Linked DNA regions of Homo sapiens: regions 1 and 3 are each linked to region 2. Evidence: chromatin loops called from intact Hi-C (ENCODE). Cell type or tissue: heart right ventricle. All regions are shown on one strand.

Region 1 (2,500 bases), 390 kb before region 2:
AAAAAGATGCATCTAAAGCCCAGGAAGTGCATGGTCTCACTCTGCCGTTTTCATTAGGCAGCTTTGTTCTTTTAAAATGCAAGATAAATGCATCTGCCTTAGAACTGAATTCTCCTGTAATAGAATTTTTTAATTCTAAATCTTTAGCTGAAATGCCCAATTATTTAAAATAAGTAATAATTTACACCCACTCTTCCGCCATTGAGAACTTAAGGCACAATATCTTGGCTTCATTGCTATTGCCGTTTGGAGCCGGATGCTCCTTCACGTGGGGCTGCCCAATGCACCGTAGGATGCTGCACAGAACCCCTGGCCTCTACCCACCAGCTGCCAGTACATCCTCTTCCCCGGGTATGCCAAGCAAAAATGTCTCCAGATATTGCCAAATGTCCCCAGGGGACAAAATCATCCCTGGCTAAGAACCGCTGCTTCAGAGGGTGGGGACCGAGAGGGGGCAGGATGGAGGGAGCCATCCACACTTGCGATGCTGCTGGGCCTGGGAGCAACATGAGCTCCCAGCTTCCTCCAGCCCTTTCCCTGCAAGGGGGAATGGCCCAGCTGAGGGGCTGGGATTTTCAGGGGCCTTATTTCAGTGAGCTGGGGTGGGCAGGAGTTTTATATGCACATATATGTTGGGTATAGATCAGGAGTGTGACTGCTGTGCCGAGGGGCTGCACATGCTCAACTCAAATAGATATTGCCAGATAGTTTCCAGAAGTGATTGACCAGTTTGCACTCTGAGTAGAGTGGCAAAATTGCGAGGGGATACTGAGCACTTCCAGGTCTTGGGGACCTGGCCAGCAGCTCGGACAGGCAGCCCCAATCTCTCAAGTCCTCATAAGAAATATGAGTGCCTTCTTTGGACATTACAGGCTCATGGGACCACCTCCTGTTTCATGAGGCCAGTGGCTGGGCCTGTCTTTTCACTCAGAATTGAGAAATCATGCAACAGAGGAGCCTCTAGGTGGCACTGAATTCTGAGGCTTAGAGGACTTGGGCCTTTCCTATCCATGCTGCGAGTTCATTGTGACCTGATGCTGGCCTGGTTGGCCAGCTGAGCCCTGCCCTGCACCTGGGCTCAGAAATGCTGCGGGAGGGGTCTCAGCGGGTGGTGAAAGGCTCTTTCCTGACAAATGCATGTGTGTGTGTGTGTGTGTGTGTCAGTGTGGTGTGTGTGTCTGGTGTGTATGGCCTATGTGTGTTCATACATTTGTGCTGTGTGGGTGTGTGGCATGCATGTGTGTGAGTACATGTGTGCTGTGTGGGTGTGTGGCATACATGTGTGAATACATGTGTGCTGTGTGGGTGTATGGCATGCATGTGTGTGAGTACATGTGTGTTGCGTGGGTGTGTGTGTGACATGCATGTGTGTGAGTACATGTGTGTTGTGTGGGTGTGTGACATGCATGTGTGTGAGTACATGTGTGTTGGGGATGGGTGGGGAGGGGAGGGCTTGCTGAGCTCCTGAAAAAGTTTTGGTCCCTGCTGGAGATTAGGAAGTCAAGCAGAAATTTTTTAGAAGACAACAGTTTACCTGCAGGACACACACACACAAATTAATTTTTTCAAGTACAAAATTCAAAGCCACAAAAAGTTACACAGTGTAAAAGCAAGTGACCCTTCCGTCCTGCCGCAGCCTCTATTTGTCCCTTTTCTACAGTGAAAATAGTGTAAGCACAGTGAAACAGAATATATATAACATATCATCTATCTCTATAATCACTATATAAAATTAATGTATACATATCAAATACAAATTTGTATATATTTGAATATATTATGTATATTATATATATATCATTTTCTTTGGTATGTGGTGAGTGACAGCGTCTTATCTGGGCCCTCAGGAGTGATATTTGCTGCCTGGGCTCCTGTTGGTCTGCAGGCCCTTATGCTACAGAGTAGGCAGTAGCAGTGGCAGGACAAGTGGGAGGAGGGAGGTTCTGGAAGGAGAAGGTCCCTCACCCCCATACACACTTAGATGCACTGATGTGCATGCGTGCACACGTGCAAACACACACACACACACACACACTTGATCCTTTGGTGTTTATTCTACGATTGGTTATTAACAGATTTGGGTGGATTCCTTAAAAGGAATTCCTTTATAGAGTTAGGAGTCTCTATTTAGAGCTCTGTGTACATGCAGGATGTGAGTTGAACAAGCTCTCCCAGGAGCACAGATCTGGAGTGTGTGTGTTTTAAAAGCTCGGCTGCTATTTTTGGGAACGATGCTGGGGAAAGCGATCTTCGCAGGGAAGGGCAAGAGAGAAACTCCTCCTCTACTCCACTTCTTTGTTGACCACAACACTGAAGTGTTGCTAGCAGCATCCCTTGTGCAGTTCTTGGAGGTATATCACATCTTTTTGGCTGTAACTTTAGAGGAGTCTTAGGTTTCTCCAGCATCTTCAGTTTTGACAGATGGGCTGACTGGAGTTCATTAAAAAATGTCCATGTGTGTTCAATTTGCTGGAAACACGTTGGTTCTATTTTCTTAAAA
Region 2 (2,500 bases):
TCCAAATGTATTTGTCTCTAGATATTTTATTTTATTCTCGTAAAAGGTGGGAATGCAGAATATGCTTTGCTTTATTAAAAAGACTATGTATTTGCCTTTAAAATTTCAGGTTTTAGAAACATTTCGTTTTAAAAGTCTTTCCTTGAAAAATATGCAGATTGAAGCAAAATCTACTTACCCTAGCTTTTAGGAGAACTTCCTTCCTCAAAACGAACTTTTGCCTACGTGGCCTCCTTTTGTTTTTTCAAGTTGATTTAAATAGGAATGAAAATTACCCGTATTTAACCAGCAATCCAAAGGACAGAAGGTATTTTTCCTTGCAAAGGGGTGCTCATAATTTCGTAAAGTAATAAGACACCAGTGAAAACAATCACCCCAAATTCATTTCCATATGAAAAGAGAACCAGTGTAACTTGAAAACGCCTTTTATTAAATCTCAAGGTCAGAACTGGGGGAAAATTCTAAATGTTGAATCACAATAAGGCTCACTAGGATTTTCTCCTATTTACCCGCAGAGCCTGCTCTAGACTTCAGTGCTGGGCAGGGGGTTGCCCTGCGCCTGCACCGCGGCTGCAAAGCACCCTGTTTCCCTTCTCTGACCCGCCTGGCATTCCCGCCGCCGAGCGGCAGTTGAGTGATTTTTTTTCTTTTCCTTTAGCCGGCCCAGGGCTGCACTCGGTGACTGCTCTTCGTCAAATTCCTTCTTAAACAGTGGTCAAGTATTCTTCCGGTGCAGCTGTTATTTTCGGGTCCTGTATTCTGCTTTGTGCTGACCCTGTAATCTCAGCAGTACCCATTCGCCTAGCAGGGCTTCGGGATGCTTCCCCGACTCTCCTCGCACCTTCACACCAACGCACTCCGGGAATGTTTCTGATGGGTGTCAAGTCCACTCTCTGATGAACGGACTCGTGCTTTGAGAGCATCTTCAGGGTCAGTGCATCCAGTGACCGTTTCATGACACCGTTTGCCTCGAGCGCCACCGCCTGGCCAAAACTGGAACGACCTGTGCCCGTTGCTGAGGAGGAAAAACACCCGGGATGGAATTTCTAGTTTTTGTGCAATCCTCATCCTTTTCCATTTTCTGTAAAGTGACGATGACAGATATTTTCGCTTACTAATGCAAGTATTTTTCATCTGAATAAATATACCAATTTCTCTGGCAATAATTTGGGTTTAAAAATACTGAGGCTGGCCCGGCACAGTGGCTCACACCTGTAATCCCAGCACTTTGGGAGGCCAAGGCGGGCGGATCACGAGGTCAGGAGTTCGAGACCATCCTGGCCAACATGGTGAAACCCCGTCTCTACTAAAAATACAAAAATTAGCCGGGTTTGGTGGCGTGCGCCTGTAATCCCAGCTACTCGCGAGGCTGACGCAGGATAATCGCTTGAACCCGGGAGGTGGAGGTTGCAGTGAGCCGAGATTGTGCCACTGCATTCCAGCCTGGGCGACAGAGCGAGACTGCGTCTCAAAACAAAACAAAACAAAACAAAACAAAACAAAACAAAACAAAAAAATATACTGAGGCTGGGCATGGTGGCTCACTCCTGTAATTCCAGCACTTTAGGAGACTGAGGTAGGAGGATGGCTTGAGCCCAGGAGTTTGAGATCACCCTGAGCAAGACCCTGTCTCTACAAATATAATTTTAAAAATAACTGAGTCTGATGGCATGCACCTGTAGTTCCAGCTACTCAGGAGGCTGAGGAGGGAGGATGGCTAGAGCCCAGAAATTCGAGGTTGCAGTGAACCATGATCACGCCACTGCCCTCCAGCCTCGGTGACACAGCAAAGCCCTGTTTTTAAGAAAGGGAAAAGGAAACACAAAGATACTGAACTGAGCGCCATCCTATACCCTCAGCTATACATTACATAAATTGTATTCTTTAGAATTCTAAAGGCTGAGTAGGATGGGCTTTGGTAATGTAAAAATACAAAAGCAGATACAGGCAAAAAACATGAGAAAATTTTTTTCCTCTAGCATTCTGTCCATGGTGGACAGGATGGGTGAAGTGTGCCTAAAGTGCTTGTTTGATGGGTGCCCACCCCTCCCCACTCCCCAGTGGTCGACGCAGAGCACTGATGCTACAGACCCAGGCTCCAGAACACGCTGGATGGAAAGGTTCTGAGAAGAGTGTGCACACCTCAAGGAGTGTGTGTATGTGTGCGAGCAAATACCTCTGTAAGCAGTCTCCTGGGGGTGCTGAAAGAAAATATTAGGATTTCTCTTCATACCTATTTTTATCTCAAATTTCAGTACTTTTATTTTTATAGGACACATAAAAATTATTTGAACACTTGTATATTATTTACAAAACAAATCAATATTTTAATAGATATTGGGTGTGTGGGTTAAAAAATTGGAGTTTGCCAAGGAGATGGTGGAAGGTTGATGATGGCTTCCCTTGGACTGGGCAGAGGTGGGGTGAATAGGGCGTGGATCTTTATCTTTCTGCCTAGGGGGCAGCCCTATGCCCAAGGAACTGGCTCCCTTTTCCTGCC
Region 3 (2,500 bases), 260 kb before region 2:
GGAGACAGAGAGACACACAGAGAGACAGAGACAGAGAGAGACAGAGACAGAGAGACAGAGACATAGGGGAACACAGGCAGAGAGAGACAGAGACAGAGAGACAGAGACATAGGGGAACACAGGCAGAGAGAGACAGAGCTACAGAGAGAGACAGAGACAGACAGAGACATAGGGGAACACAGGCAGAGAGAGACAGAGCTACAGAGAGAGACAGAGGCACACAGAGAGAGACAGAAGCACACAAAGAGAGACAGAGACCAACAGAGCATTGACACAGGTCCACAGAGACAGAGCTAGAGACAGAGAGAGCGTGCACGGCGCACATGTATATAAAGCCTGTGGGGCGCCTTTTCTTTTCACATAGTGTGATCCAGTCCTATCAATTACTAGGATATTGGCATTTGTGATCATTGCGTCGTCTGGAATTTTTTTCTGGAAAAAAGAGGAAACACAGCCATCTGCCCAGAGCCATCCAGAATATGTCCCAGAGGCCTGTCTGTGTGTACGCGCACTCAGAAGCCTGGGGGCCCTTTCCTTGTCTAAATGTAGCTCCCCCACCGCGTCCCACCCCTGCACAGGAGCGAGGCCTGTGTCAACTTCAGCAGAGCGAGAATGAGGACAGGCCCAGGGGCAGGGAACTGGACGAAGGGAGTTGGAGGCCTTTTCTTGGGAATGGGTGGACCATTGCCCTGCATGGGGACAGGGACGGCACTGGTGGGGGAAGGAAATCTTGAGCTGGTTTCGGCCTTGACCCTCAGCAGCTAGCCCCGGGAGCTCTCATTCTCTGGACGCCAGGGCCTTGGGTTCCTTGGATGAGGTGAGCATGAGCATGTGGGGTAAGTGTTCATGTTTGTGCATGTATGTGTCTGTATGAAAGAGAGTGAGAATACGAGAACATGCCTGTCCTGACTCACAGAGTTGGTGAAATAAAATCAAAGACCCAATGAAAAAGCTCTTGAAAAGGTAAGAGGTCTGCCCAGAGCCAAGGTTTGTTGCCGATCCTGGGATTAGCTGACTTCTGGGCATTTGGAGCCTGCAGCCGTCTGGACATGATCTGGGGACAAGTGGAGGCCAAGAACTGAATATCAGAGAGAGTCTCAGAGAGAAGGAATGTGGACTATGGCAGGTTGCCAGGGATCACTCATGCACACGGATGTTTTGTTTCATTTTTTAGAAACTTTGGGAGAGGAAATAAGGGGGAGAAAATGTAGAATATATTGCATTTCAGAACTTAGGATGCCAACAACAAATTGTACAACTGCTGAAGCTTATTATGGGGGTTTGTTAACATGTGAACTTAAATGCACCAATCCTATCCCTTGCCTCCATTCATTTAACTGTTTAATAAATATTTGTTGAATGCCTAAGATTGATTAATTAATTCAGCCAATCACAGATACTATCACCCTCTTGCTGCATACATAGCATTGTGCTAGAGTTGATATAATGTCTAACATGTTTGAGGAATTATTTCATTCTGGAAATTATTCTTTCCACCTCTTCAGCATCCTAGGAGAACTCCAAATAAACCTTAGCATCTTATTTCAATATTTTTACATCACTTGTTTAAAATTTCTTAAAACCAAACCGGGTTTATTTATGTCAAAGTATACGCAAAATGTATGTGCACGAGAGATGCCATCTGCAAATATAAAAGTCTGTAAACCAAGTCCCTGCCCATGATGGGGTGACACAGGGTGGAAAGCGTGTGCAGGCTTGCATTCTTATAAATATGGATGAAATGCACATTCAAGAATGGTTTGGAAATGATTATTTCCTCCATTTGTTGGCCAAATGTACCAAATCCTTATCTTGGCCTCTTCCTTCTTTTGTTTGGAAAGCCCCACGTTGTCCTTGTCAACTTCCTCACTCATGCTGGTCTCTGGAATGAATTGTTCCACCTCTCCCTGGGCTATTCACTGCAACCAAGGACATCTTAGCAATGTGATATATTTTCCCCTCTCCGAAGTCAAATAGATGTTTTATATCCAATGGGCCAGATTGTGCAGGAGCTTGTCTTCACCCCCACAGGCCACAGGCTGGAGCCTTCCTGGAACAGAGGCTACATTGGCTGTCTTTTGACAAAGGTGCCTGGGTCCTGGGACTTCTTTTGTTTGGAGCTCAGCGGGCTGTGTGTCTGGCTGCTGACATAGCACAATGTTCCCATCTTGGCCCTCTCCTTTCAGGGGAGCAAGTTCCCCTGATGATGGAAGGAAAGAGGCCCCAGAGAGGAGAGGGCAGGGACGCATGATACAGCAGATCAGATGAGGCTCCCAAGACAGAAGGAGGCTTTCGGGTGCTACAGAAGTCTCTGCTGGGCTCAGTGCTGCTGAAGCCTCGCTGAGGGGTTGATGGAGAATCTTGGAAGGCCAATCTTCTCATCCGTGGACATCCTTAGGGGCAGAATACCATGGGTGGGGGTTATGGGATTTGAAGACCCCTGGCCACTGGGGGGCCAGAGGGCTTGCAACCTGCAGAGAACCCCTAGGGTTGTTCCCTT

The links. Hi-C counts contacts between places; a loop is a spot of excess contacts. Peaks named below come from ENCODE experiments on the same cell type or tissue, not always from the same donor. Only the 100,000 strongest peaks of a DNase experiment are listed, where the experiment ranks them.
Region 1: it touches region 2 in a loop (7-fold over the local background); 104 of 110 quality-filtered maps call a loop at or near these places.
Region 3: a loop joins it to region 2, with 2.3 times the contacts of the local background. A loop is called at or near these places in 13 of 110 quality-filtered maps.

What each region holds. Positions count from the first base shown.
Region 1 is chr21:39,124,602-39,127,101 of GRCh38, reverse strand. No RefSeq gene overlaps it. Among named protein-coding and RNA genes, the nearest start is that of LINC02943, 41 kb to the right of the region's middle. RefSeq lists a silencer at 1,020-1,079. In heart right ventricle, a CTCF peak has its summit at 945 (motif pointing right); a DNase peak (open chromatin) is centred at 981; H3K27ac peaks cover 753 bases.
Region 2 is chr21:38,732,556-38,735,055 of GRCh38, reverse strand. No RefSeq gene overlaps it. Among named protein-coding and RNA genes, the nearest start is that of LINC00114, 40 kb to the left of the region's middle. In heart right ventricle, CTCF peaks have their summits at 778 and 980 (motif pointing left); a DNase peak (open chromatin) is centred at 955; H3K4me3 peaks cover 893 bases; H3K27ac peaks cover 1,003 bases.
Region 3 is chr21:38,992,332-38,994,831 of GRCh38, reverse strand. It overlaps LINC02940 (long intergenic non-protein coding RNA 2940), which reads left to right. Exons shown (of 7, transcript XR_007067867.1): 4 at 1-2,087. Among named protein-coding and RNA genes, the nearest start is that of LINC01700, 16 kb to the right of the region's middle. In heart right ventricle, no CTCF peak of the experiment used is centred here; DNase peaks (open chromatin) are centred at 1,082 and 2,026; H3K27ac peaks cover 2,500 bases.